Linked DNA regions of Homo sapiens: region 1 is linked to region 2. A link is a loop called in an ENCODE intact Hi-C map of the cell type or tissue named here. Cell type or tissue: heart right ventricle. All regions are shown on one strand. Links, peaks and the distances in the headings refer to the core of each region. The heading gives the core; the rest is flanking DNA.

Region 1 (14,625 bases), core at 2,081-10,080, 260 kb after region 2:
GTTCAGAGCACAATATCTGATTGTAAAGATTGTCACTGTGTGTAAGCCAGCTGCTTACATTTCATTGAGCCAGTGTTTTAAAAAATTACCAAGTTCCTCTTCATTTTACACCATTCTTAGAATATTTCCCAGTATTTTCTCTATGAGACCACTGAAAAATAACCATTGGCATTGAAATCTTGCTCAGCTTGGGAGCCACTATTAACTAGTTAAAGTTTGGACATGCTGCTCTACAAGCTACTAAATTAATAAGGGTAAAAATAAACTTCCAGAAAAGGCAAACCCTACATTAGTTCAGCCCTCTCGCATTCAAAGACATGCAGCCTTTCCTCATTCTTGTGGGTTTCATAAACTAAGAAGCACAGAACACTGTAAACTGATTTACTGGTTTCCATACATGCTGCCAAATTTCCACTTCTGCAAAACCAATTTCAATCAAACAAAAACCCTAAAGTTAATCTTCTAGTTCCTCACATGGTCCAATTTATTCAGAATGCAGGGTAAAAAGTTGGAAGACAAGAAATCAATTGTTGGCGAATAATGTCAATGTTAATTTACTGTCTTCATTTTTTAAATCACTACTTTGTCTCAGGATCATTTCCTCCTCCAAGTTCTGGAAAGTCTTTAAAAAGTGGACACTGCCAAACAATGGCCTTGTTATAAGCCAAAGTTTAGTTATTTTAAGGCATTTACTTTACTGCCTTTTAGCTGAAGTTCTCATGAAAATCTTTCCAAGCCACTAACTTTGTTAAGAATTTTTACAGGTTTACAATATAATACTGCATAGCTTCTAAACATTTCAGGGTTTTACTCTGCCCATTACTTTAGCCTTTAAGAAAGCAGCGAAGTCTGGAGTTAACAACTTAGGTAAGAGAAAGGGACGCCAAGAGGGGAAACGCTGGCAGTGACTTAACAAGGCTGCATTCCAAGGGAACAGCTAAAGGGCAGCCTGCGGTGTGAGGCTCCTTGTAAGAGGTAGCAGAGGCAGTCTGAAGGCACAGCATTTTGCATGTGCTGACTCCCTAAGAGATCTCCCTTCCTCTGCCTTCAGTAGCATGCTCAGATGTGCATATAAAGACCAAGAAGCCCCATATTTTCAGATGCTCAGATGAAACCATCTCCCACTAGGCCAGAATCCCAACAGGGGAGGGAAGCAGGGAGAAGAGTCAAGCCGAGGGGGGAGGAGGGTAAAGGAGGAACTGAGACTAAGGAAAACGGATAGAGAGTCCAGGACAGACTGGCAGGGGAGGCGGAGTGGGCACCATCTGCAGTCCATCGACAGGAACAAAATATTCTGCCCTGGGACAGGAAAACAAAGGAAATCAGTAGAAAACTATAGTCTTAAACTTAAGAGGAAAATATCTCTCCAGGCACATCTTGGAAAGTACAAGAGTTTCAAAAGACTAAAAAGAATGTGTCAAGCCAGGTGCACTGGGGGTAGTAGTTGTCGTCCCAGCTACTACAGAGGGGAGGTGGGAGGATCGCTTGAAGTGAGGAGTTCAAGTCTAGCCTGGGCAACATAGTGAAGCCTCATCTCTAAAAAATTGTTTTAAAAGAAAAAGAAACAATGCATTGGTCTGCCCATGTTACCTTAAGTCAAAGCTCAGGAAGGACAGTGGGTGACTCACAGTCTGTGCCAGTTCTCATGGCATGCAAGCTGTCACCAGGGGCCCCAGGAAAGCTGCTGGACAATCCTTACATGTGCGTGATTTCCAATCAGCCAGCCAGAATGCGGGGCCCCAGCCTCTGGCTGAAACCTTCCAGAAAAGCAAAAGATGAGAATGAACAAATGAAGTAGCTGGGTTACACACGACGTCTGAAGTGAGGCTTGCTCATCTCAGTTAGACAGCAGCAGGAGCTGGATCTGAGCGAAAACTGACGGCTGATCTCATACATGCAAACACCAAACACTGCAGAGGTTGTTTACAGAAAGTGAATTAGCATTCACAGGCTATGCCCCTGGGCAGCTTCACTATCCTGATCAAACTGTCCCCGTTCTTCTCAAATTCCACCACCACATGTGACAGGTGGAACGGGTGATGCTGGTTTTAAAATAAATGAGATAGACCACTCTTCCAGTAACTGCTAAGGCTGCAGGCCTGTGTGCACACACTAAAAACAATACAACACAGACACACACACGCGTGAAACTGACCAGTGATCAGAAGTAGAGTTTCCAGACGTTCCAAACATTACTTTGATAATTTTTAAGTGCACAGCAAAAAAAAAGTGTATCACTCTACATCTACATAATTACATACCAAAAAATGTTTCTATTAGAATTATTTGGCCCTTACAAGTGAAAGTACATTTTGCAAAGATAGGTGTCACTGAACTGCTAAAGCAATGTTAGCAGTCGCATTCATAATTCACAAGTGCAGTCTGAGAATATTTTCACAAACCTCTCCCTTGCCACCATTACCCTGTTGATTCTAACCAAGACCTAGGCGTGAACTCAGAAAATGCTGTTCTTTCACAAAGAGATTCCACATGAAAGGAGATCTAGCCTTCAGTCGACGTAAAAGATTTTCTACCTCACTGGAACATAAAATTGTAACTCTTAGTATTACTCTTACTCAGAATTCTGTTCATTTCAACTCTCTTCCTAGTCAGTGACTTGCCACCTCTGAGGCTGTGACTGAAACTGTAACTTACACTCGGAAGGCAGCTCCAAGGGTAGTGTGGGGACAGGACTCCAGGGATCTGCCCACGGGTCTGGCCAGGACTGCGGTGCTGGGCTTGCTTCAGAGCAGTTCCCTCTCCTCCACGGAGAAGCCATCGCCAGGCAGCGCCTGAGCGTGGAGGCCCTGCGGCAGCCTGCCTTCTGCCTAAGACGGTCACTATGCCAATTCAAAACAAAACAAAACATAACTGATTCCCAGCTGTGCCCAGTCCAAGCCCAAATCTGGAGAAGGCAGCCACCAGAGACCCTCGGAATCCTCCCGCCTCTGGACACCTGAGCCCCATGCCAGAAAGGAAAGGAAAGCCAAGCCCAGGGTTGGGTGCCTTCCTCAGCGGGCTGTGTCTGTTGTCCCCGAGACTGCTCCTGCCCACATCTGGCCACGGACCCAGTGCGAGGTACCAGGAGTTGTGCAGGAGGAATGAAGCCACGCCCTGCCCTCGAGGAGCTCCCAGGCTAGCTGTGAATGCAGGGCTGGAGGGCAGAGGGCTTATGCGGACTCTGTAGCAAAATGATCTTCTGTGTTCCTGGGTCCACAGGAAGAAGTCGGGGGAGCCCTAAAAACAAGCCCCGAAAAAGCCTTTGTTTTTAAGGTCTGGGCGAGTGCTACTCACTGTCCAAACTACAGAACAACCGTGTCAAGGAGCCCGCCATTCTTGCTAAAACACACGTTCACTGCCAGGCATCATCTAAGCTTCTGAGTCAGAATCTCTTGGGGTGGAGTCCAGGAATCCGTATTTTTAACAAGCTCCCCAGATAATGCTTAAACATATCGATGCTTAAAACCAGAGCTCTAAACCTAGATCGAGCAGATCCACGTGGGGGTGAGGAGGAGGCTGAGTGCTCAGGGGTGGGAGGAGAAGAGGGACCCACCCAGGGGAGGGCAAAGACCTCAGGAGTAGTGAGGAGGGGGCTGAGGAAGACCCCTGGAGGCCTGAGCTGTGTGCAGCAGAGTGGAGTCCCAGGGCCACCCCAACAGGAGATGACTTCAGCAGACCTTGAAGAAGATCTCAGCACCAGGCAAGCAGGACCCATGGCCAACGAAGCCCTGGGGAGTGGGGCCAGGTGTGACTGAGTGACAAGTCCTCGGAAACGTGCCTGGGGAGGACAGTCCCCAGATGACTGATATCAGCCACCCCATCTTTCTCAGTGAGTCAGGGATCAAAGGAGATTTATTTCTCAAGAAAAATGAAGAGATGTGGCACGCCTTGCTCCTGGGTGCATGGAGCTATTCATCCCTGTCACACGTTTTGACAAATTGCGATGAGCCCAGAAAAGGGCTCACCTGGGCAGCTGACATTTGTGCTGCAGGACAGAGAAAGCCATGCTCCAGGCAGCACAGTGGGAAGGGGGAGGGCTTCGAGTGTCCCCGGAGGAACTGAGTGAAATGGGGGCTGGAGACAGAGACCCCGTCCAGGCCACACAGGTAAGTTTGGCGTTGACCTTCAAAGCTACGCAGTGACAGGTCAGCCCTGCCACTAGGTGGTAAGGCGGTTCTCAGAACGAGGTCCTAGACCAGGAGTTTGGAAGGCGCAGGGAAGGATATGAGGAGGGGAGAGACGGCAGAGGCTGGAGGCAGGGCAGTCTGTTCAGAGGCTGTTGCAAAAGTCCAGGCAAGAAATGTTGAGAATTGAAGGCAGTGACCACAGCGGGAGGAAAGGAGCCATGTGGAAAACACTTAGAAGGTAGAATCACAGGCCTTGGCGACACAGTGGATGGATCAGGGAGCCAGGAGGGGGTCAGAACAGCACCAGGTTCTGGCTTGGGCAACTCAGCTTTAACTCAGGTAAAAGAAAAGAGAGAGCTCTTATATAATTTTACAGATCAATTTGCCAACGTCTTCCTCAACCTTGAAATACTGGAGTCTGTTTATAGGCCAGTTGCGAATCCTCCAGGTTCGGGAAGACTGTACTTGAAACGCTTTTATGAAACAGCACAGTTGTGAAATGCACCCATATGCTTTCTCCAGACACATTCTTCAACTACTCTTTTCAGCAATGCATCTCAGAAAGCTTCATCAACAAAATCAATCCAGATTCAGAATCCTGGAAGAAGGGAGAGGCTACGCAGAATCACCTCACACAGTCCAAAGAACAGCCATTTGCAGAGAAAAGCACAAAACCGTCTTCAACCTGCATGGCAGTCCCACATGGGAAGGAAGCACAGGACAACATCTACTCCGAAAAACAGGCTAGCGGCTTCCCTGCCAAGAATGCCATCACCTAAGCAATCGGGCTCAGAATATCTACACAGAGAAGTCAACTCCCCATTAGCTAAACTCATAAAGGGACACTGTGGAATTGAATGATGGTGAATACTTCAGAAACCATTCGTTCCTGGCTTTCTAAGCATTTTCCTGCACACTGTTGAACATTGGCCAAGCAACTGTCTAACGGTCTGCAGACACCCTTTGGAAAGAGCAGCAAGGCCTGCTCTGAGGATAACTCGGGGGCGGGGCTGGGAAGCCCTCCAGGTCTGCAGCCCCAGCTTCACTGGCCGTTGACGTAAAGCAGCCGCCTGGCAGGGCCACCTCCTCAAAGGACCCATCCTAGCCACTCAGGTCCATCCCGCAACCAGCCCCCACTCGCTCTTTCAAACGGTACCCACCCACCCACTCAACCAACTGCTCAACTCTGGGCCTGGAAAGGGACAGGTGGGGCCCAATCCACCAGAGGGGACAGGGCCGGGTCGTGTCCTGCCCTGCTCCATCATAGCCCCTCCCATGCCCCCAACAGACTTGCCCACCCCAGGGTTATATTAGTTTCATCCAAAATTCTTTTTTTTTTCTTTAATTAAATGGTACTTGAGGAACATAGAAAGTTTCCTCCAATATTCTAAAGTCATGTTGACTGTATGATTGTACTTTATGAAATGAAATAAGATTATGAATCCAGGAGAAGCTGAAGTTCAGTTACCACCCAATCATGACCTTTAGAGGGACAGCAATGCAGTCAGGTGGTCCACAGTCCAAGCTCGACTCCCTCACTTTAACCATAACATACACTTAAAATCAGCCAGCTGTGTCTCAAGCTCGGAACATGATTGATTCTTATTCTTTCCATCTTTATAAGAACCCATGAGGTGGGTAATACGATTACCAACATCTTCCTTTTATCGATGGAGAAATTCGGGCACAGGAGGGTTGAGTGAAGCATCCAAGGTCACATGGCTGCCAATGGGCAGAGCTGGGACTCGAACCCAGGCCAGCTGGCCCAGATAAGGTGCCAGGTGCCCCTCGACTCCCCTGCCTCTCTCCCAAGCAAGCTCCTGCCTGCCTCACTGCACAGCTCTGTGTGTTAGCTGCAATCCCGTGCCCTCACTGTCCTCACCAGGCTGCCCTGAGGATCCCTGAGATGGCAATGGGAAGACTGGCACACAGGACTCAGCCCCACACATAGAGTCGCACAGGATGCAGTCTCCACACACAGAGCCACAGGGGACTCAGTTTCCACACACAGAGCCGCATGGGACTCAGCCTCAGCCCCCACACACAGAGCCGCATGGGATTCGGTTTCCACGCAGAGCCGCACGGGACTCAGCCCCCACGCACAGAGCCACACGGGACTCAGTTTCCACGCACGGAGCCACAAGGGACTCAGCCCCCACGCACACAGAGCCACACGGGACTCAGCCCCCACGCACAGAGCCGCACAGGACTCAGTTTCCACGCAAACAGAGCAGCGTGGGACTCGGCCCCCACGCACACAGAGCCGCACGGGACTCGGCCCCCACGCACACAGAGCCGCACGGGACTCAGCCCCCACGCACGGAGCCGCACGGGACTCAACCCCCACAAACAGAGCCGCACGGGACTCAGCCCCCACGCACAGGGCCGCACGGGACTCAGCCCCCACGCACAGGGCCGCACGGGACTCAGCCCCCACGCACAGGGCCGCACGGGACTCAGCCCCAACGCACGGAGCCGCACGGGACTCAGCCCCAACGCACGGAGCCGCACGGGACTCAGTTTCCACGCACAGAGCCGCACGGGACTCAGCCCCCACGCACAGGGCCGCACGGGACTCAGCCCCAACGCACGGAGCCGCACGGGACTCAGTTTCCACACACAGGGCCGCACGGGACTCAGTTTCCACGCACAGGGCCGCACGGGACTCAGCCCCAACGCACGGAGCCGCACGGGACTCAGTTTCCACGCACAGGGCCGCACGGGACTCAGCCCCAACGCACGGAGCCGCACGGGACTCAGTTTCCACGCACAGAGCCGCACGGGACTCAGTTTCCACGCACAGGGCCGCACGGGACTCAGTTTCCACGCACAGGGCCGCACGGGACTCAGCCCCCACGCACAGAGCCGCACGGGACTCAGTTTCCACGCACAGGGCCACACGGGACTCAGCCCCCACGCACAGAGCCACACGGGACTCAGTTTCCACGCACAGGGCCGCACGGGACTCAGCCCCCACGCACAGAGCCGCACGGGACTCAGTTTCCACACACACAGAGCCACACGGGACTCAGTTTCCACGCACAGGGCCACACGGGACTCAGTTTCCACACACACAGAGCCACACAGGACTCATCCCCCAGGCACACAGAGCCACACGGGACTCAGTTTCCATGCACAGGGCCACACGGGACTCAGCCCCCACGCACAGAGCCGCACGGGACTCAGTTTCCACGCACAGAGCTGCACGGGACTCAGTTTCCACACACAGAGCCACACGGGACTCAGTTTCCACGCACAGAGCCGCACGGGACTCAGTTTCCATGCACAGAGCCACACGGGACTCAGCCCCCACGCACAGAGCCCCACGGGACTCAGTTTCCACACACAGAGCCACACGGGACTCATTTTCTACACACAGAGCCGCACATGTGCCCTGCTCTGCACAGCTCCACCCCCATCTCCTCTGTTCCTCTTTGCTCTCTCAAGCTCTGGTGGCACTCGCAGTCCTGCCTCTCCCCCGCCCCCACCACCAAGTCGCCCTTCCTCCTTAGACACAGCACAGGTACTGCATACAGGTGGCATGCTGCCTGCAGCCGGGTAAGCCATAACTCTTGGGCAGTCTTCAATATAGATGAAGTCTTTACAAATCCTGAAGCTCCTCCCTGAAATTCAAAAGTAGGATAGAAAGACTGCACTTTCTAATGACAACCTCTACGTTTCTAACCGCACGGTTGATGGAACGAGTGCGCTTATCACTCACTCTGCTGACCTGGCCTCTAGGGTACGGCTGAGGTTAGGGATACAACCCCCAAAGGTTCTGAAGGCCTGAGGCTGGAAACCTAAAACCAACAGCAAGGATTCTCAGCTCACAACTTGAACTAAACTGGGATTTCTGTAAACATTTGCTGAAATCGCTCTGTCCCAGGCAGGCACTGTGCTGGGCATTTTCTCAAAGTTCCCTTTCTACAAATGAAGAGGCTCAGAGTGCTCTGAAAACTGTTCACCAGGAACCAGAAATCAAGTCCTTGGCTAAGAAACCACATTCTTTCTTGTAAACAAGATGAAGAAAATCTATCATCTAGCAAGTAGAACAGCAAGAACCCGCTGGTCTATTTTTCCACCAGTAAATGGAATGTTAGGGGCAGAGTTCTGCTATTCCCTGGAGCCAGGACTAATGTGCCCCAGCACCTCACCGTTCCCAATGCCCTCATCAGTTCCTCACGCCTGTTGTGCTAAGACACAGTCCATCGTAGCTGAGCTCTGAAAGCCCACAGCACCATCACCTAGGAGAGGAATGAGGGGGCTGTGAACGCATTAGAGGAGGGATGGGGAAAGCAAGCTGGGCTGCCTGACCTGGAAAAGAGGGAACCAGGTGGGGCACCGGCAGTGTCTTCAGACACATTAGTCCCAACAAATGGAAGAAAAGTGAGCCCTGCTCTGAATCCCAGCCCAGGGAGGCCATAGGGAGGCACATTCAACTGCATCCAGTTGGTTTCTAGGTGCCATGGCATCCACAAAATGGGCTGCATTCAGCAGAGATGAGCTCCCTGCCCTTAGAGCTGCCACACCATGGTAGTCACCGGAAGGAACAGTGGGTATTCAAGGATGGACCTGCCATAGATGTCTATGCGAGAGAAGATAAAAAAATACAAGGACAGTCCTGGAAAGACAGACATCTGTAAGGAGGGAGGGAGAGGGTGGCAGAAAGAATAGCAACAATAAATAATAAAGCAACAGGAAAAAGGAAATAGTCGGCTGAGTCAGAGAAATGCTACACTCAAGAATCCTGCCACCTCCCACTAATTGTCACATGCCCCAGTCACCCTGAACGGGAGCAAATTTTGCCAAGTTCACATAAAACCAATACTACTCAGCTATTTGTCAAAACGGATTAGAGAAAGATTTGCAAAGCACCCTAATACATTTAAGGCATTTATGACAGTACACAAAGGAAAATCTTCCGCAGCCAGATTTCTGAGACAAAGCCAGATTTCCAGACCCTGACAGGGCCGCCAAAAGGCCAGGGAAGGCTGTTCCACAGACACCAGCCAGCAGTGAGTGGAAGGGAACAGGCTCTATGCAGGGTCCCAAGAAGGCTCACAGCAGAACAGGGCGCATTGCTCACACCTTGGCAAGTGGGCACTCAGCTGCCCCTGGGCATAAGGAGGTCAAGGCAATGACCTCCAATAGAAGTTACAGTGTGCTCTCAGGAGATTATCCAAATGTCACTTAGAGTCTTCTCTATTTAAGGGGAAGTAACTGACCTGAACTTAGCACCTACTATCCTACAAAATCTACCTGCTATATTCCACCCAATGCCTCCCAAGAAATCCGAGAGGTCCTGTTACATGCATCTTAAAGACAGGGAACCGAGGCTGGACAGACCACACAGCCCAAGGTCAGTTACAGGAGCAGTGGTGCAAGAAGCGGCTTCTCCAAACCACACGTTCCCCTCCTGGGGCCTCCATTGGGCCAAGAGACACGAAGGCTGGTCTTGCCCTGCGCACCCAGTGGGGCTCAGTCATTACAGGTACAGCCAAGCAAAGGAAAACAGGTGATGGGAACACTTCCTTTCTCAAAGCAGCCGTGGGTGGCTGTAAAGGCAAATTATCCCATGTAAGTGATGCCCCTTGAGTTTGTGAGCAGCACAAATGGAGGGAGGGAGGGAGGGAGGGATGGATTATAGGGGAGAATCAGAAAACAGGAGAAAGAAACAAGTGGAAGAAAATGAACCAAAACCACATACCAATGTATGCTTTACATACATATATATGAGCATTTGAAGGCATGTGGTTTCTTTCACTAAGTACTTCTCTAAGAGCTACCGACGTGGGATGTTTTAGCACTAAAACTCATCTTACTCAAAAATCAATCAGAAATTAGGAGGGCTGGGTTCAGCAGCTCACGCCTATAATCCCAGCACTTTCAGAGGCTGAGGCAAGAGAATCATTTCAGCCCAGGAGTTTGAGACCAGCCTGGACAACACAGTGAGACCCTGTCTTTACCAAAAAATAAAAAAATTAGCCAGGCATGGTGGTGTGTGTCTGTAGTCCCAGTGACTCAGGAGACTAAGGCGGGAGGATACACTTGTGGAGTATGAGGCTGCAGTGAGCTATGATCACGCTACTGCACTCCAGCCTGGGCAATAGAGCAGGAAGGAGGGAGAGGAGGAGAGGGGAGGGGAGAGGAGGACGAAGGAAGGAAGGAATCCACAAACTATGCAAATTCCCCTTTCACTTAGGAAGTCTTATGAACTTGCACAAGTGCTCTGCGGGAATGGCAGCAGCCAGAAATAGCATTTGTTTCAGGAATACTCAGTCATCCCGAATGGAGCACAACAAGATCATTGACCTAAATACTCAATGAACCCACCTAGAGACCTGCTGTCCAGCATCATGCTGGTCGGAAGTTGTACACAGCAGCAGCACTTGGCCATTCTGGATTAAAATCATGACCTGCTTTTAGATGGTGCTTCTGGGAGGCACCTTTTCACAGAGGTAAAAGGCTAGTTTTTCTGGTGTAATCCTTCCCCTGCCCCATTTGAACATTATTGGTAATCTAGCTAAAGAAAGAGGAAATATGTATCATGAAAGGCTAAACTTCATACTAAGCCAGGAAGAAACATCATTGACCTAAATACTGAATTAATGAACAAGAAATTTATCAATTGGCAAATATCAATAAGGTACAATCAGATCATAAAACCTTTTATGGGACCCAGTAAAAAGGAAGGAAGGACAATTCTGAAAAAGAATGTAATCTTTGGTTCACACTCAATAGATTATTCCATCCCTGAGTTTCCCTCTTGTCATCTCTAAACATTTGCTCAAAGAAATCTGAATTTTGAAATCATAAAAGCAAAAATAAAATAAATAGCCAATTCCATGACCATAAAATATTCAAATAGAGGCATCTCATTTCAAGTGTTTTCACCATCGTCCCTAGTGGCCATTCATTAGCAGATTCCATGTTAATGCTAACAAAAGAAAAAAAAAAAGGATTTCGTAGAATTAACTCATTAAGACAAACTAGGAGCTTCAAAAAGAAAACCCTAACATTCTCTGTTAAGCAAAATACTACGGAAGCATGGAAGAAAAGTAAGCGTACCTACTGAAGGTGTCTGATTATTTAGAATTTAGGAATTTTCAACTGTCTTGGTTGGGAAAAAATGGATTTTGGACAGTGAAATTTCTTTTCTGAATACTAAGTAAATAAATGAAAAACAAAAAGAAATGGAACCAGATATTGGAGATCTAACATGTTTTCAACCACTATCTGGCCATTGTATGCTTTTTTCTTTCTTTCTTTCTTTTAAGATAGGGTTTTGCTCTGTTGCCCAGGCTGAAGTGCAGTGGTATGATCACAGCCTCCAATTCCTCGGCTCAAGCGATCCTTCTGCCTCAGCCTGGCATTACAGGCCTAAGCCACTGCACCCAGCCCCATTGTATCCTTTTCTCATCTTTACCATTATCCATCTATCCAAACTACCACTACTGTTAAAGCAGGTTTCTCAACCTGGGCACGACAGACACATTGGGTTGGACAAACCCTTGTGATGAGGCTGTCCCGTGGACTGTGGGCAGTCTAACAGCATCCCTGGTCTCTCCCCACTAGATGCTAGGAGCACCTCCCACCTCCCACTTGTGACAACCAAAAATGTCTCCAGACATTGTCAAATGGCCTCTGGGGAACAAAGTCACCCCCAGGTGAGAGCCACTGCTATAAAGCATCCAGACCTATAAAATCATCCCCTATATGATCACTCAGTGTCTCACATCCAGGCTGCAGGCCGGACTCTGAAGCCCAGGCTGCCACCCCACACACGCCTGCCCATGAGCACAGCATGGATGGGGCAGGGCAGTGGGTCAGGGAAACCCATCCCTGCTCATGGAAAAGCAACCGCATGTCCACGTCCTACCAGGGATGAGCCAAAAGTGTCATCCCCAAGTCTCACAAACATCATCATTACAGAACGAAAGGACTGGCACTGAATTCTGCTCTGTCCCAGCCATCAAAAGAATGGCGAAATCTCACACTCAGGCCTTGACACTGGGCTTCTGAAGATCATTAAAAGGAAGAACATTTTCAAAGCAGAGGTTTCCACAGAAACCAGGTCATTTTTATTCTCCACGATTCAATTCACCAGCTTAAAAACCAGACCCACGGCACATGGGTTCAGGCCTTTCTGAGCCAGGGCCGCGAGGCTGTGCACGTCTGTCCCGCCGGACCCTCCAGCGCGGCATGACTCCATGGCAGAAACGTTTTAACTGGAAATGATTTGTGACAGCTCATAAACAGCTCTGAATACAAACCATTGTCAAAGGAAGTATTAACAAATTTGCACTTCTCAAGTTCCCACATAGGCAATTTTCTCATCACTCTGACAAGAGAAATGTTTAAGGAAAAGAAAACAGACAGTTCTGAGTTCTTTGGGCAATATTTTCCAAGTAAGTGCACCAAATTCCGCCAAATGGCAACTTCGTTCCAACAACACAGGTTTCCTTCCCCGGCACACACACCTGCCACACTGGGCACTGACGTGCCTGGGCTCCCTCCATTCACCTAACCCCTGCTTTTGACGCCTTCCTTAGGAAAGAGAGGCTCTCTCTTCCATGCCAGCACACACACCAGCTTACCAGGGCTCTCGTTTTCAAAGGGCTCTCTATGGAAACATCCATGGGGTGCCAGATTGCTGGATGCTAGTGGGGTCGATCTGTAACCTGACCCAAGTACTCAGCACTGTTCACACCAGTCCTACACACCTGCTGGCATTCCTGGGATTTAAACCCAGCTGCCCTAATACAATACTGATCTCGAAGCAAGAAGTCCTCAGAATGTTTTAAAACTGTCCTAACTCAGTATTTCCCAAACTTTAAGGTGCACAAGAATCCCCTTGGATCTTGTTAAAAGGCAGATTTTGATGGGGGGATGGGGTCCAAGGCTGAGGCTGAGACCACATTCCTAACCTGTGCCCATGCAGCTGATCTGTGACCCCAGGAGGGTGACTCAGAGACAGAGCCAAGAAAGGGACCCTATTTTAAAAGAAGAGCCATTTCTACTCCCAACATGGAGAGGACTCACCTCAAATGGCAGGAGGATGCTTTTAGATTCACCCAAGCCTCCCCCTACATCCAGGGCAGTTTGTGATCTGAGTCCTGCCAACATATATAATCACTGTCTCATTTTCCCTAGAATAATCAGGCAGCAAAACCTTGTGCACACACAGCACCTGTTCTCCCAGGGAATCAAAGTGCTTTACATCACGTCTTTCTTGGAAAGAAACTTAGTTTGATTTCTGGACAACAATTAACACATAATATCCTAAATAAGTGATACATCATTTTCTAAGAGGGTAGCAAGCACGAAAGTTAGGCAGAAACAAGATCATGATGAACAAGAGTGATAAAAGTCAGGCCAAAATAACACCAATGCTGATGACAAATTGTCTCCTCACAATAAAAGCAATGATCAAAGCCATCCCTTCCCCAGCCATCCTCATCCTGATAAAATGGAATTCCAGTGCTCAGCAGAAATTCAGACGCACCACATCTCCCTCGGCCAGCTCTCCACCTCAGTGCATCCTCTGGTTCCTCCTCCACTCCAAGCACCCCACAGCCCTGGCCTGGGGAGCCGTCCCTAGGGCCTCAACGCTGCAACAGCCCCTATGGCACCCTGCCTCTCCCTTGGGCCTCCACCGTGATCTATTCCCCAGAGACCCTGACCCTCTGGAAACCTACACCCAGACACTGCTCTGCTCCAAACCTGGAAGGGCTCCCATCCCACCTGGACCCTGGGCCCTATGGGAAATCACACATACCCACACATATGTTCACACATGCCTGTATGTGCACATGCATGCACATGTGCCCTCTGCACCCCCTGCTCCTCTCCAGCCATGTGGCCTTGACCACTCCAGGCAACCGCTCACCCACAGCCTTTGCACAGAGTTGCCTCAGCCTAGAATCTTCCCCAGTACCCATATGGTCACTCCCTGCTCTAATGCTACCTTCTCGGACCCCAGTACATCAAACCCCACTCTTTGTTGAGAGTGGAGCCTTTCCATTGTCTGCCTCTGCCTCTCCCAGCACAGACCCTAGGCCAGGAGGAGCTCCCACTGTGTATCCAACAGCACCTGCTGGGTGTGGAGCATCCCGGGGCTGGGGGGGGCGGGCATCTGTCTGCAGCCCCTGTGCCCAGCACACAGCAGGGCTCTGGAAGTATCTGCTGAACCCAGACACCCTGGCTGTGTCTCTGCCCCTTAGTCTCGAGCCCTCACGGGTTCAATCATTTGTTCATATTTCATATTTTCTACTATCATTTCATCTGATGATTACTGTTTTAGTCTTGCTGCCCTATTAAACAAGAAGAATTGGGTTTTTCTTTTATTTAACTTTTTTTGAGACAGGGTCCCGTTCTGTTGCCCAGGCTGGGGTGTAGTGGAACCATCTCAGCTCACTGCCACCTCTGCCTCCTGGGCTCAAGCGATTCTCATGCCTCACGCTCCTAAGTTGCTGGGACCACAGGCAAGTGCCACTAC
Region 2 (14,625 bases), core at 2,700-10,699:
GACAGTCACTAGGAAGCCAGGAGGGAGTGTCCCAGCCTCCTACATGGAGGGCAGGAGCCGACAGAGAAATGGAGGCAGCTGGCCCAGGACGTCAAGCCAGGCTAAAGCAGGAGGCAAGCTTTGAGAATGGGTGTCCATGGCGAGGGAAGCAGGGGGTGCTGCAGGAGTGGCAGCCCGGGGTCTCCAGCCCCAGACCTGATGGGCTGCCTCTGTGAAGGCCATGGTGGCCTCCTGGGACTCAGGCAGGTCCCCAGGTCCTTCTCATTCCTTTCACCCACCAATTTAGACCATGTAGGACTGCTTGGGCCATTCTACTTCCCCTCCTTTGCTCTCACACTCTGCCTCGTTTCTCCCTCCAGCGGAGCTCTCTCTTCTGCCTCTTCCAAGTAGCCATGCATGTGGCCGAGTCCTAACAAATTTCCTAGAGGGGCCGGTGAGCAGAACAAGGTGAGAAGCCAGAAAGCCCGCGGGTGAGGGACTGCAGGCTGGGGAGAGGCTCACATTGGGTCAGCCTGGAGCTAGGTCTTTGGCGAGGATTGAGAAGAGGTGGGAAGAACAAGGTCTTCTGGAAAAGCTGTGTGTGCAACAGGCTCCCTCGGCCCAGGCCAGCACCATAAGGGCCCGGTCTCCAGAAGGCCAGCAAACCCAAGTGTCAGCCTGGAGGCCCGCCTCCTATACAAGGCACAGTTCATGCTTCATTCAAGGACAAGGGCATATGCCAAGCGACAACCCTGTCAGCAATATTAAGACATCTTCCCATGCACGACTCTCTAAGGCTGATCTGTGACGGTTGTCATGAAGTGTCTGTAGAACTGGTATTTTCTGAGCACCATTAAATTCACTTATTTGGCTTCTCTGCCTCACAGCCTTCTCCAATGAGCTGAGTAAAAGCACGAAACTTAATGGTGTCTTACAGGGAACCTGCACCAGGACATGAGGTTCCAGCCCAGTCAGCATCACTGCCCAACGTTCTCTGCCAAGGGCAGCTGCAAATGACAGGGGTGCTTTTCATCCTGCAGCACAAACATAACAGTCCCATGCATTCTATACACCCATCCAGATCATCTATATTCATGAGACAGACAGTAACCAGAAAAGGGGCCAGGACACCACTCAGGGAAGGAAGTGAGGGAAGGAGGAAGGGAGGAAGAGAAGGGGAAGAGAGGAGGAGAGGAGGGGAGGACTTTGGACCAGCACTCAGAAGCCTTAGTTCACACCGTGTCTGCTGTTTCTCAGCCTTACATCCCTAAGCAAATCTCCTGTCCTCTTTGAGGCCCAGCTCACCCACATATAAATGGAAAAACACCTTCGAGGATGCGATAAAGATGAAACGATGACACATGGCAAGTGCTTTCTACATTATAGAGTACATCATTGTAGAACTGACATTTTATTTTTGCTCTGACTAGGATCAAATCACACCAAAAATAACCTCACAAGAGTAACACAGAAATGGTAGTTAATGCTCAAGCAAGACAATGGAGAAAATGTTGCCCATTATTTAAAAAGTATGGCTCAATCACAAGTGATCTCATGATACAGAAAATGCAAAAATGTGAGAGACTTTTTAATTGCTTTTTTATACTTCTGGCTTTGTTTTTGGAGCTAACTTCATTTCCCCTCTTACAGACACATCTCTTTTTCTCTTCTCACACATTTAAAGCTGTTCAGAGTGCATTATATGTTTTCCAATATTATAAAAATCCCTTCCACACACTTTATGACATGCCCCAGCTTATCCGGGGATATTTTTCCCACCACATGCAGTGCAAGGAGTCACTCCAGGCTCATTGACAAGAGGAGGGCCTAGTAGGCTCCTGCGGAAATCCTGAAGGCTTGGGAGATGCTGTCCACCTAACTTGCGATGGGAAATGAAAATGCACAGAGGATATATCCCATATCCATCCTATGGGAGTGTTTGCTTATAACAGTGCCATAAAATTCCCACAGGAAATTAGCTCCCTTCCCCCCAAAATAAAATATAATAAAATTCCCAAATCGCGACTGAGTCCATGAGATTTCAAGCATGATTAATACCTAAAAAGTATTCTGAAATAGAAAAAGCTGCTCTAAATCTGCATGCAGAGAGAAACCTCACATAGACACACAGGAGGGCGCAAGATATCCTTTGGAGAAGAGTGATAAAGGGGGTGGTGAGGCCCCGCTGGGGTACATGGCCCAGAGTACAGGTGGGAGAAGAACCGTTCCTCCTGGTCATTCCGCCCCCTAGAGTGGGCACAGCACGTCTCATAGTCTGCTAAGTAAGGGCTTTAGTTTTCCACTTACAGGTGCCACTCTCCCTGGGACCCAGGCGCAGGCAAGCGGGAGTTCTGGTTCCCACCCAGCTCTGCTCTCCTGCTCATGTTCTGCTTCCAGGGCCTCCTCAAGCCCAGTGAGGCTGGGCCTTTTGTGGGTCACCCCGGCAGATGCCAAGACCTTCCCAGACACAACACAGATTTGAAACAGGATTTCAGCCCCCTGAAGCACGCCCATCAACTTCCAGTGACATTGGTCAGATTTCTGCAAAACGAATGACGTTTATGGGAATGCCCACGTTTTCCTGCAGATCCCGACTGGTAGTTCTCCAGGTGTCCAGGATGGCCAGGATCTGGAAGCAGCTCTGTGGTCTGAAAGGCAGAGGTTGACTTTAGCGTGTTTAAATGTGAGATTTGCAGAATGGACTCAGGGCGTGGGGATGATGCTCACTGTGTGCCAGGTGCTGGTCTATGCTCTTCGTTCTCCCAGAAAAACAGAGAGCTTAAGGTCAGTGTCTCTATTTTACAAATAGGGACACCCAAGCTCTTGGACATTAAGTCATTTGCTGAAGGTCAAAATAATCAGATGTGGGACAGTCAGGGCTCAACACACAGGTCTGCCAGCTCCCACGCCACTCCCACTTCATCACAAAGCACCGTATCCAGATGAATTTAGTCCTTGCACCTAGACCTGAGTACGCGTGTGTCTGTGCCTGCCCGCAAGCACGCACACATCCATGCAAAGGCGCACGCACACTCCCAAACCAATTGCAGGGATTGTAATTAAGCTCTTCTAACACTCAGGCACAGTGAAGATATAAGCAGCTTTAACTAGGGCAGCCTTAATTTAGAACTGGGGCGAGATGGAGAGTGACACACGCCAACTTAGTTGGCATTTTAATTCTTTTTAAGATCAAGAAGATCAAGTCACTCTTAAAGCTTCAGAAGCTCAGGATAAAATCGTAGGCTTAGTTCTGATGTGGAGAAAAACGCAAGGCTTCCATTCTGGGGACCCTGCATGAAGCCACATCTCCTTTGCAGGGAGCTGAAATACGCACAGTTCATTCCATATGATCTGGTTGTCTCGGCTTTTGCTGGAATGAGCAGGTTTTGGAGCAAAGATAGGTGAAAGTGATGTTTAGTGAGCTATTCATAATAAATGGTTATTGTTTGAAGCCACTGAGCTTGGAAGTGGTTTGTTACACGGCGTTACTGAGGCACTACCTGATACAGACAGTAACTTTCCTTCTTAGTAATAAGGTGACCAGGTAACTTAGGGCCTTCCTTCAAACTCTGTTCCCAGATAACAGACTAACCACTCTGCTTAAATTTTTTTTCAAAGCCCCAGGTGAAGATATTTGATCTACTCAACTAACTTCATTTTATTAAGCATAAAAAACCTGCATTTTTCTTTAGAAAAAATTAAACAGGTGTAACAGAATGTGTAATTTTAAGTTTCAAAGGAAGCATCAAGATACAGTCAATATAACACATCAAAGTGAGGGTGCTGATCACGTGTGTTTTTTCAAAGTAAAGTGTAAAATAAAAACCAACCCAAGACCCTTTGGTTCTTCTCTATCATGCAGCAGGGCCCGGTCCTGATTCAGAAGGGGCTTCCCTGGTGCTCTGAGGCTCCTCTCAGTTACAAGGGAAGTCGGGGGTCCCGACCTGGAAGACCGAGGTGCTGACAGCTAAAGATGCCTTTGTGAAGAGAAGCTCTTCTGAGGCATCTGTGCCGAGGATCACGCTAGGACCCCTCTCCAGGGACAGAGTGAATGGTCCCCCTCCTGTGTCCAGGCCAAGGCAGAGAGAGGTTCACCAGCCAAGAAGCTCCTAACAAGGCAGGGAGGCTCATGGACTGTGGCCTGATCCTCACCCAGGAATGCTAGAGACCCAGAGAGATGGGCTGTCTCCTGCTGCAAAGGGTGGGGCTGGGACCACCTTAACCTTAGAGTCAGCCACAGCAAAAGGTTCGTGTCACCAGGGAGAGCCCACTGGGGTCGGTCCAAATCCTTCCCAAATGGCCCACCTGGAAAGGCAAAGGGGTCCCCATAGAAAAGGTCTGTGGCAGACATCATCCAGATACCAGGGGGAGTGGCCAGGGAGGCAACTGCATGGTACACAGCAAGGAAATGGGGAGACGCTCTGGCCAGTGGCTCTGAAGAGCCCAGGAGACTACGTTCCACCACAGCCCAGCAGACTTCAACAATCCAGAAGCTCAGAACAATACTGAGCCGTCAGCCTGGGTCAGGCTCTCCTGAGGCTGGGATCAAGGCGGGCTGCACTCTCATCCCAGGCCTGGGGTCCTCTTCAGCATTCGCCTGTACCGTCAGCAGAATTCAGTCCCTTGCTATTGCAGGGCTGGGGTCACTGTTTCCTTGCCATGTGGCCCACTCCCCTCCCAACAGTGTGGCTCATTTCTTCATGGCCAGCAGGAGGGTGTCTGAGACTGCTGCATGTCCCCCCTAAAGACTCACCTGATTAGACCAGGCCCACCCAGGACAATCTCCATTCTCATGAATTGATCGGGGATGTCAATTACATCTACCAAATCCCTTCACCTAGGTCACTGAATTTGCCCTAATGTGAGGATACCCATCTGACCCCACCCAGGAAAGGAGACCACCCAGGGTGTGCACATCTTGGGGTGGGGGTCTTGGGGATGGTCTCAGAGTCTGCCTCGCACACAGTGGGGGCACCAAGAGGAGACTGCTGTGGACACTGGGACCTCCACGGGCACAGGCTATCTAGAATGTTGCCGGGGGCACAGCGTTCCTGCTCCTGGGCAGCTGGATCTGGGCTAAAGGACAGAGCCGGGAAGGTGGGGATGTGAGGCTGGAATGACAGGTGGGAGCATCCACTCTCAGCACCTCGTAAATGCATCAAACGCACCTTTACAAACTTCGTACATACATTTAAGATAACACTATCAAATATTTGCAAAAAGCTGACAATGAATTTCTGACTAAAATCCCCCCCCAAGCCCCAAAACACCCTAGGATTTACTGCTGGGTTTTTAAGTGTTAGGTTCATTTAAAAGAGTAGAAAACACATTCGGCTTAGATAAAAAAGACAGAGCTAAACATTCCAGATATGGCTTTTGTGTCTGATGCCATATCATTCTAGTCCTTTTTTTGTAGCATGTAAGCTTCTACCTGGATGACACAGGACAAAGACTGTTGAGGATTTCAAGCAGGTGCCATGTTCCAGGACATGAAGCCCAGCAAGTCAGTCACATCTCTGAAAACAGATCACATTTGCAGTTTAAACAAACAAACAACCCCTTAGGACCACTCAGTGCAGATACGAGATATGCAGACTAGCCCTTCCAAGGACCTGCAGGGGAAAGATATGTAAAAGGCATGCTCTTAAGCAACATTATACGATGAGGGTACAGTGCAATGCTACACAAATATTAAAAAAACAAAAAACAAAAAAAGGTCTGTTGTAGGAGATTTTCTAGAATCATGTATAATGTTCCACTTTCAAGGGTCTGCCTGGATAGCAGGAGGAGAGGTCCTTTGGTTCTAGAAAACAGCAAGGCTACAGGCTAATAGAGAATTATGCAGCTTGTCCAGAGAGCAAGAAGTCAGCCTGGCCAGCCACTGCTAAAAAGCAAGGCAATGGAATGCCACAGCATTTATCACCTTAAACAAAAGAAACAGATGGGAAATATTTTCCAGTTTTCAAAATACTGCTTTAGGGGAAAAAAATGATAAAAACAAACATGTTCAACAAGTAGCATTTGTTAACTAAGAGCTTCACGTGAATTACTTCACCATAACCCTGCAAAGTAAGCACTAGTGTCCTTAGCCCACCTGCAGACAGGAGACCAGGGCACTGCATGTTCAGCCACTTGCCATGGAGACAAAACCAAGTCTTGGAGCTGATTACTCACCAGCCTTAGAGAAAACAGAGACGGCTACTAGATTTCAAATTACAGTGCCAGTAATGTCTATTACTCTTTGTATAATTTCCTTATTTTTCCATATATCTCATTCTCATCTTACAAGAGTGCCCATATTTAAGATAATTTTTGTATGCCAAAACAGAGCAGGTCACCAACATGGCTGAGAGAAAGCTCAGATGACTCCTCGTCACGTGCTCATGGAACAGACCCCGTGACAACTTCAGTTTCCAAATCAAATGCAGCAACTGCTCCCTTCTTCCTCCTCACGCCACTCATATCACAAAAGAGAGCAATGACAGAGGATGACTGTCATCTTGTGGGTTTGTACCACCTCCCAAGTTATTCCACTGGCAATCCATCCAGCACAGGTACTCAGAGAGGACATTAATAAGGCAATCTGTCATACTTTCAACTCTCCTGGTTTGTTTTGCTCTATCCCATCTCTAATGAGAGCAAGTGCAAAAGCTCCTAATGACTCCAGATCTTCCACAACAGGCTGATTTTTACACCTGTAGCAAATCACAAAATAGTCTAATCATGTAAATATGCTTAACAAGAAGGTAATTAATCTTCTCAACCAAATTTTGCAAACAAATATTCATGGTTAAGACACAGAACAATTCCCAAGTGTTCAGGTCCTCATAGCTTGCAAAGCCAGGCTGCACGAGTGCCAGCGATCAAGAGTCGGTTGGGTCAGCCTCTCCCAAACTGCCCTTCATGGGACATATGTGTTCTGCAAGCTGCTAATGGGTCTTTTTCTAAAAACAAAAAGGACTCCAAGGCTACAACAGTAGGGAGACTGACTCATTAAGCAAAGTCTAACGGGCTTTCTGACTCTGCAAGGCATTCACTAGGCTACCTCCAATGGCGAGTCTTCAGGAAGACGAATTCCAGTGGCCTGTCCAAGAGGTGCCGAGGGTGGGGATGTATTCTCCAACAGCAACATCCCTTGCATTCTCTGACAAAGACTTTCCTGTCCTGTCTTCTTAATCTCAAGTGAATGTGAGGGCTTTTTTTTTTTCAGACAGTCTCGCTCTGATGCCCAGGCTGAAGTGCAGTGGCACAATCAGGGCTCACTGCAGCCCCTAACTCTCAGGCTCAGGTGATCCTCCTGCCTCAGCCTCCTGAGTAGGTAGGACCACAGACACCTGCCACCATGCCCAGCTAATTTTTTAATTTTTAGTAGAGACGAGGTCTCCCTATGTTGCCCAGGCTTGTCTTGAACTCCTGGGCTCAAGAGACCCTCCCATCTTGGCCTCCCAAAGTGCTGGAATGATAGGTGTGAGACACTGTTCCCAGCCTGCGGGTATTTTTAAGTTGTTCCCTCTGAGTCTCCCATCCTAAAGAACAGCTGCCCCGAGCACTTCCTATGTGGACATTCCAGGCAGCTGGGCCGTGTACACGATGTCCTCCCGCTCTGTCTGAATATGTCACTTCCTTTGTCAAGAGACATCTATTAATATCTCAGCAAACAGAGCACTAAAGATATGTAAAGTACAATTTAGGAAGAATCACCCTAGAGTCTAGGGTGATGGTTATTCTATACCCCACTGCTACTATTCAAGGTTCTCCCTCCTCTCGATCAGAGGATGCCAACAGGGCCAACTTTCAGGGGAAGCTGAAGACAGGCTTTAGCAGACTTGGGAAGCTGCCTCCAACTAAACGGTGAAAATTCGACTCATCCCCATGAATTCTTCTGAAGAATTACCAGCAACATTTCATTGCCCAATCCCCTAACAAGTGTGTGATAAAAAAGAACTGGCAAATTATAGGGTCTATAGAGGATTCTTATGGTTGAGAAAATTCCTTGTTCTCAAGGGCACACACAGGTCTACCCTCTTTTTCATGTGTATTCATTACCTAAATGCACCTGTAGCTAGTGCATATTTTACGTAGCAAATTCCAAGTATGTTTTAAACTTTAAGCTTTTGTACTTAACAGCATAGACTTGAGGCAACAGGACTTAGTTATAAAATATCCTCAGAAAATTTGAAGCTCATGAAAATGAAAAATCAATATGAGCTGGTAAACCAGCACTTTTTGGGTATTTACCTGAGATAACATGAGGTATGGTGGAAAATTTCATTTCCACTTTTTTGTTTTTTAGAGACACAGTCTCCTTCTGTCACCCAGGCTGGAAGTGCAGTGGTGTGACTTCGGCTCACTGCAACCTCCACCTCCTGGGTTTAAGCAATTCTCCTGCCTTGGCCTCCCGAGTAGCTGAGACTACAGGTGCATGCCACCACACCCTGATAATTTTTTTGCATTTTTTTAATAGGGCCGGGGTTTCACCATGTTGCCCAGGCTGGTCTCGAACTCCTGAGCTTAGGCAATCTGCCCGCCTCGGCCTTCCAAAATGCTAGGATTACAGGCATGAGTCACTGCGCCTGGCCCATTTCTGCTAACCTTTGGAAGTTGTCAAGTCTTTTTAGAAAAGGTAAGCATCCCCTTGAGGAAATCAATGAAAGAAGGGAAACCCAAGGCAGACAGGGAAAGAGCTGACCCCAGCTCCCCGGCTCCCTCCGGAACACCAGGGAGAGCCACGTAGGTTGATGCCACATGTTTCTGGAACTAGAAGGATGGTGAGTGAGTTTCATGTCTGGCAACAGTGAGTGAGATCCCCAGAGGAACCGTCTGCTGGAAACAACTAAAGTGCTGGATAAAGTAATCTTTAAAATGACAGTAAGAAAAAGTAAGCAATACTTGGAGCCCATGAGCTAAGGAAAGCAGGAACTTAGAGAGTTCATTCAGCACTCAAGGTTTCCACTTCGAAAGTATTTGCCAAAGCAATGAATTTGAGCTTCCATTTTAATGCACTCTTGCAGCTAGCAGACGGGAGACAAAGCCTAGGGCATTTCCACTGCGGGGCTCCCACAACGAACACTGCTGCTGAAGAAAGCTGAGTCTTCACAAAATTATATCCTCCGTAGAATGGTGAACTAGGAATAAATTCATCCCCGAGACCCTTCCTACCCTAGCGGCCTGCAAGGAAAATGACTAGTCTTGAAAGGATGGGAACAACTATCTCCACCCATGAGAATGTGTAACCATAAGTCTGCCCATAAGGAGGTTTATAAACTAAAATCATACTCTCTGGGTGAGTCAAAAACACCGAAGCCAGTAATAGAAAATAGTCAAAGCTGGGGATGTTTCCAAGACATCTGGTGGGTATAAATTCATGGACCCCCTGGAGAAACCCACCTTCAACCTAGGCCAAGAGTTTCCATAGATGTACTTCTAAGAATTATAAGCTCACTTTTAAAAAACGAAAATCACAAAACAAACAAGAAACAAAGCACCATGAGTGAGATCCAGCATAAACACGGGAAGTTTAATGAGACTTGCAAAGACTTCAGATGTGGGAAATACCAGATAGAGTGGGTAAAATTAAGTATGTTTAATAGCTTAAAAAGAAAAGAAGACATTGGGAACTTTGTATAAGGAGAAAGACGACTTTTTAAAATGACAATCCCATTTGAAAAGAACAGATACAGCTTCTGGAATGAAGAATATAATACAAGAAACACAAACCTACTGGATGGGTCTAGTAACACGAGACACAGCTGAGGAGTGAACTAATGACTGTAGGAAGTTACCCAGGATGTAAAAGCAGAAAGATGGGAAATACAGAAGAGAGAGAAGGAGTGCAGAGGACAGAGTGGGAAGCTCTAACCCACAACTCATCACAAGAGGAGGATAATGAGACCAAGACGGAGGCAATGTTTGAGGAGATCTTGAAAATCTGCGAGTTTTCCAGAACTGCTGAAAGACACCAATCCACAGACTAGGAATCTCACAAAATAACAAACAGGACAAAAAGAAAAGAAAAGAAAGTCATGGCCGGGCGCGGTGGCTCACGCCTATAATCCCAGCACTTTGGGAGGCCGAGGCGGGCAGATCACAAGGTCAGGAGATCGAGACCATCCTAACACAGCGAAACCCCATCTCTACCAAAAATATAAAAAATTAGCCAGGCGTGGTGGCGGGCGCCTGTAGTCCCAGCTACTAGGGAGGCTGAGGCAGGAGAATGGCATGAGCCCGGGAGGCAGAGCTTGCAGTGAGCTGAGATCGCACCACTGCACTCCAGCCTGGGCGACAGAGCGAGACTCCATCTCAAAAACAAACAAAAAAAAAGAAAGTCATGTCCAGACATATTATAAGAACAGTATGTCATATAAAGACCTAGAGGTAGCTAGAGCGAAATATTCTCCCACCTGTGGGGCTTCAACAACTGCAAACTGCACTCCTTCCAGGAACCCCACGTGTGCCTCCAGGACCACACTGCTTGTGTGGAAGCCAGGCATCCACGGGCCGCCCTCCCTGAACACAGTGACTGACTGCATCTTACAGATGGCCACCAGAGACATTCAGACATCTAAGGAAGCCTCACCAGCAGACTTCATAACCCATGGGCAACCAGGAAGCTCTTTCCAAAACGGAGCTACCTCTGGTTCCTCGGGACCTTGTGGAGGGAAAACCACATCATTACTCATGTGTATCGTGCAGGCAGTTGTCCCACATGGGGAGTCATCCAGTTAGAGAAAGAAGATGTGTCTGTGTAAGGGAAGTGGAAGATGACAGGAACATTCTTCTGCTGGAACTGGGTAGTGGGGACATAAGCATCCACTGGAATTGATGATTCTTAATACCTCACACATAGGTTATACATATTTGCTTATATCAACTCAATATTTAATAAGCCATTTTTAAAAGAGATGCCAGGCCAGGTGCAGTGGCTCACATCTGTAATCCTGGCACTTTGGGAGGCCAAGGCGGGAGGATCGCTTGAGTCCAGGAGTTCAAGGCCAACCTAGGCAACACAGCCAGACTCTGTCTCTGCAGAAAAATCAAACAATTAGCCGGGTGTGGCAGCATGTGCCTGTAGTCCCAGATATTCGAGAAGCTGAGGCGGAAAGATCACTTGAGGTTAGGAGTTCGAGGCTGCAGTGATCTAGGATTGTGCCACTGCACTCCAGCCTGGGGAACAGAGCAAGACCCTGTCTCAAAATAAATAAAGGAACAAAATGAAATGAAGGGATGCCAGCTGCCTAAGGAACACAGGCTGATATAAGGCCACTCTCCTTCAAAGAAGGTGCCGTCAGGAAGCATCGTGAAAGGCTTCTTCTCCAAATGAATCGCCATTATCCAGGGTAACAAACCTAAACACCTTTATATGACCTTATACAGAATTTATAAAACTTTTTAGGATTGAAATACACTGATGCTCTCAGACACTGATCCCTGAATCAAAAATAGTGTCCACTTGAAGTGCCGCTCTGTTGGTTTTTAGAAATAAACGAAATTTCAAATGCCACCCTAGCAATAAAGAGCCACACGATGTACACACATTTGTGAAGGAGGGCGCTACCAGAGTCCTCAGGTCTCTCCACAGCACACCCTCCCCGACGGCCTCAGAGGCACAGGTGTCCCCTGGATCTGTACTGTGCCACCAAGGTGACATCTGAACAAATACAGGTGTGTGTTGGCTGCACAGGGCTAGAACTTCCTGTAAGGCACGAGGGCTCCTCTAGGACACCCGGAAGAGATCGTTCATGGCTTCACTGCTGCTGTAAAGGTTCAACCTCATTCGAAGTTTGTTACTGTCACTTGTATTTGCAACACCCTCACTTTTTCTACATTCAATTTTGGGTGTAGGGAAGAGGGGGATATGTAAATAAAACCTTGATATGGTCCAAAGACCTACAGTTCTTTTTTCTTACACATGGACACTTTTAGGAACCAAAACATTTCAGCTTAGGCCGAGTGCAATGGCTCAGGCCTGTAATCCCAGTGCTTTGGGAGGCCAAGGTGGGTGGATCACTTGAGGCCAGGAGTTCAAGACCAGTCTGAGCAACATGGTAAGGTCCCGTCTCTACAAAAAAAAATTTTTAATTAGCCAAGCATGGTGGCATGTGCCTGTAGTCGCAGCTACTTGGGAAGCTGAGGTGGGAGGATCCCTTGAGCCCAGGAATTCAAAGCTGCAGTCAGCTATAATTGTGGCACTCCAGGTTGCACTCCAGCCTGGGCGACAAAGAAAGACACTGACTCAAAACAAAATGAAACGAAACAAAACAAAAAATTTCAGGTTGCTTAAGAAATTCCCCATAAAATGCAAATAAATACCTCAAGCAGTAGTGATCGTAATATAATTTAGAAATGTTTCAGCTCTCCAAATCTTGTGTCATTGTCTGACTTATTTATTAGGTCCTTAAAAAGGTAAAATAAAGAACCATTGTTAAATGATGAAACATAAACGTGAATTTGTAAGTCTACTGAGATTCCTTCAAGAGGCTGGCAAAACAGCAGGAACCTTTCACCAGTGCTATACATCTGATCAGTCACTTGCATTACATGACAATTTAGCATTTGCTCATCTGTGTTGGTGTCTATGTGCTGTAGTTTTAGTTTTTGTTTTTTAAGACAACTGTCCTATAACCATAAGCCATCTAGGACAACCTGGCTTCAAAGTTACATTCAAAGTGACATGCAAGAACCACCACCACTCCTTGTTTGTCTCCTGTTCTTTGCTCCACATTTGGAAGCTTTTCAAAAAGCAAAGTCAGAAATACTCATCCTTCCTTCCCTCATGCCTACAGGCAGCTCACCAAGGATTTTGGTTTCTTTAAAACCAATGTAATAACAGAGGCAGGCAGAAGAAAGAATGCACGCCAGTGTTGTGCACAAGGAAGGCCTATTCGGGAGACGAACAGAACCCAAGCCTATCGAGACCATATGCTCCACCGCTTACATTTGTCTTCTCTAAAGGCTGACCCTTTAACAGTTATGTAATTCAGTTACTTCACAACCATTTAAATATAGCAAAATGTCCACAAAGAAAAAAAGTTGCCCACCCACCTAAATACCTTCCATGCTTTGCCCACAGTGGTAATGTGGGGGTGGGGGTGGGCAAACATGCCTTTCAGTGAAAGCATGGAGAGATGTTACAGTCCAGGGCTTGAAAGAGCCTCTGTCAATGGCTTGCTCACCTACAAATAGTGTAGGGTGGGTTTGAGCAGAGACGTTGAACCTACAACTCTCACCTGTGCACCAGGATGTTTGCAGAGGCTGGGCAGCAACACCAGCCTGGGTTTCACCAGGGCTTCTGCATGAGCTTAGCTCATCAAGCTGCATTGCATTAAGCCTGTGATCCTGGGATTAGCTCAGAGACACAGCTGTCCAAGGTGGAAGTTACAAGACCAAGCGAACCCACGGCTTCTTTAAATAAATATACACATAGACACAAATATGGAATTTAAATAGTCTTAAGACAGTGTTAACAAGTAGTCCCCAGAGAGGGCTACCACGGCCTATGATGTCAGCCTTTCCCATTACCTCGTCTGTCTCTATTTGGCCCTAGAATCCTGGCTCACCTGTCAGCGAGGCCCACCTGACTCGGATATCCATGGTCAATTATACGAGAATGGGTTATTTAACTCTTAGCTTTATAAATGGAGGAAGGAAGCTTTATAAATGGAATCGATATCTGTTGTATATTTATTATATGCTAGACACTGTGCTAGGTGATTTATTTGTATTCATCTAATTCCCACAGTAATTATGTGAAATTGGTTTATTATCTCATTGTAGAGAGGAGGAAACTGAGGTTTAAAGAAACGGTTTACTCTTCCAAGGTCACAGTTCACAGAGAGAGTCAGGATACAACCCAGGACTTCAGCCCTCCACGAGTTATTATGGATTCTTTGAAAATGGGTGGGCCCCTATTATGGAATGAGACCTATATACAGTTTACTAGAAGTTAGTACAAGAGTTAACATATACGACAAAGTACACATGAAATACAACAACAATAATCTCCAATCTCTCCAACTTCCTGGCAAGAGGCAAAAGTCTGTTGGGACTGTATGGATCATGCTTTCTCCAGCACCCCAGTTCCCTGAATTGATCCACAATGGTGAGCTATGGCCCTTCTAGCTGAAAAAGCCTATATTACTTTCTGCTGAAAATTCTCAGGATGTCTATCTGAATTTCTCCAAGTTCTGACTTTGAATCAGAGTCTTCATCAACAAGATCTCTAAATACTTTTAAATGTTTCAAGCTTAAAAAGACAGGCTAAGTGTGCCAGGGTAGGACCCACCTTATACACTTTTACCTTGGCCTGACAGGTGTTCCATGAGTAACCTCTAACACGCTCTCATGAAATCAAAGCCCAACATAGGTCCAAGGCTTGGGGCCCTGGTGATTTGAACATAGCAAGAAAATTCAGCATAAGCTCTGAAAGCTCACAATAAACGGAGACTGATGAAGACGATGAAGGTGGAAGCCTGTGAGGACCTGTCCGCTCCTAAATATCTGAGGATCCAGCTCCCCACGGGATCCCCAAGAAGAAGATCTGAAGCTCCTGAAGTTTGCATTTTCCCTAACAAAAGAAGGGAAAAACACATGTAATTTAATAACTTCTTAACTATATAAGTATGGCCAAAAAATGTCCATGGAGACACA

Evidence for each region. Peaks named below come from ENCODE experiments on the same cell type or tissue, not always from the same donor. Only the 100,000 strongest peaks of a DNase experiment are listed, where the experiment ranks them.
Region 1: it touches region 2 in a loop (2.4-fold over the local background); 6 of 110 quality-filtered maps call a loop at or near these places.

What each region holds. Positions count from the first base shown.
Region 1 is chr18:13,254,825-13,269,449 of GRCh38, reverse strand. All of the region lies in intron 1 of LDLRAD4 (low density lipoprotein receptor class A domain containing 4), which reads right to left. Among named protein-coding and RNA genes, the nearest start is that of C18orf15, 23 kb to the right of the region's middle. RefSeq lists a silencer at 786-1,080 and enhancers at 2,977-3,539, 5,830-6,768. In heart right ventricle, for the core only: no CTCF peak of the experiment used is centred there; DNase peaks (open chromatin) are centred at 2,749, 3,727, 4,247 and 5,149; H3K27ac peaks cover 3,976 bases.
Region 2 is chr18:13,513,412-13,528,036 of GRCh38, reverse strand. All of the region lies in intron 4 of LDLRAD4 (low density lipoprotein receptor class A domain containing 4), which reads right to left. Among named protein-coding and RNA genes, the nearest start is that of LDLRAD4-AS3, 50 kb to the right of the region's middle. In heart right ventricle, for the core only: no CTCF peak of the experiment used is centred there; DNase peaks (open chromatin) are centred at 7,526 and 10,596; H3K27ac peaks cover 960 bases.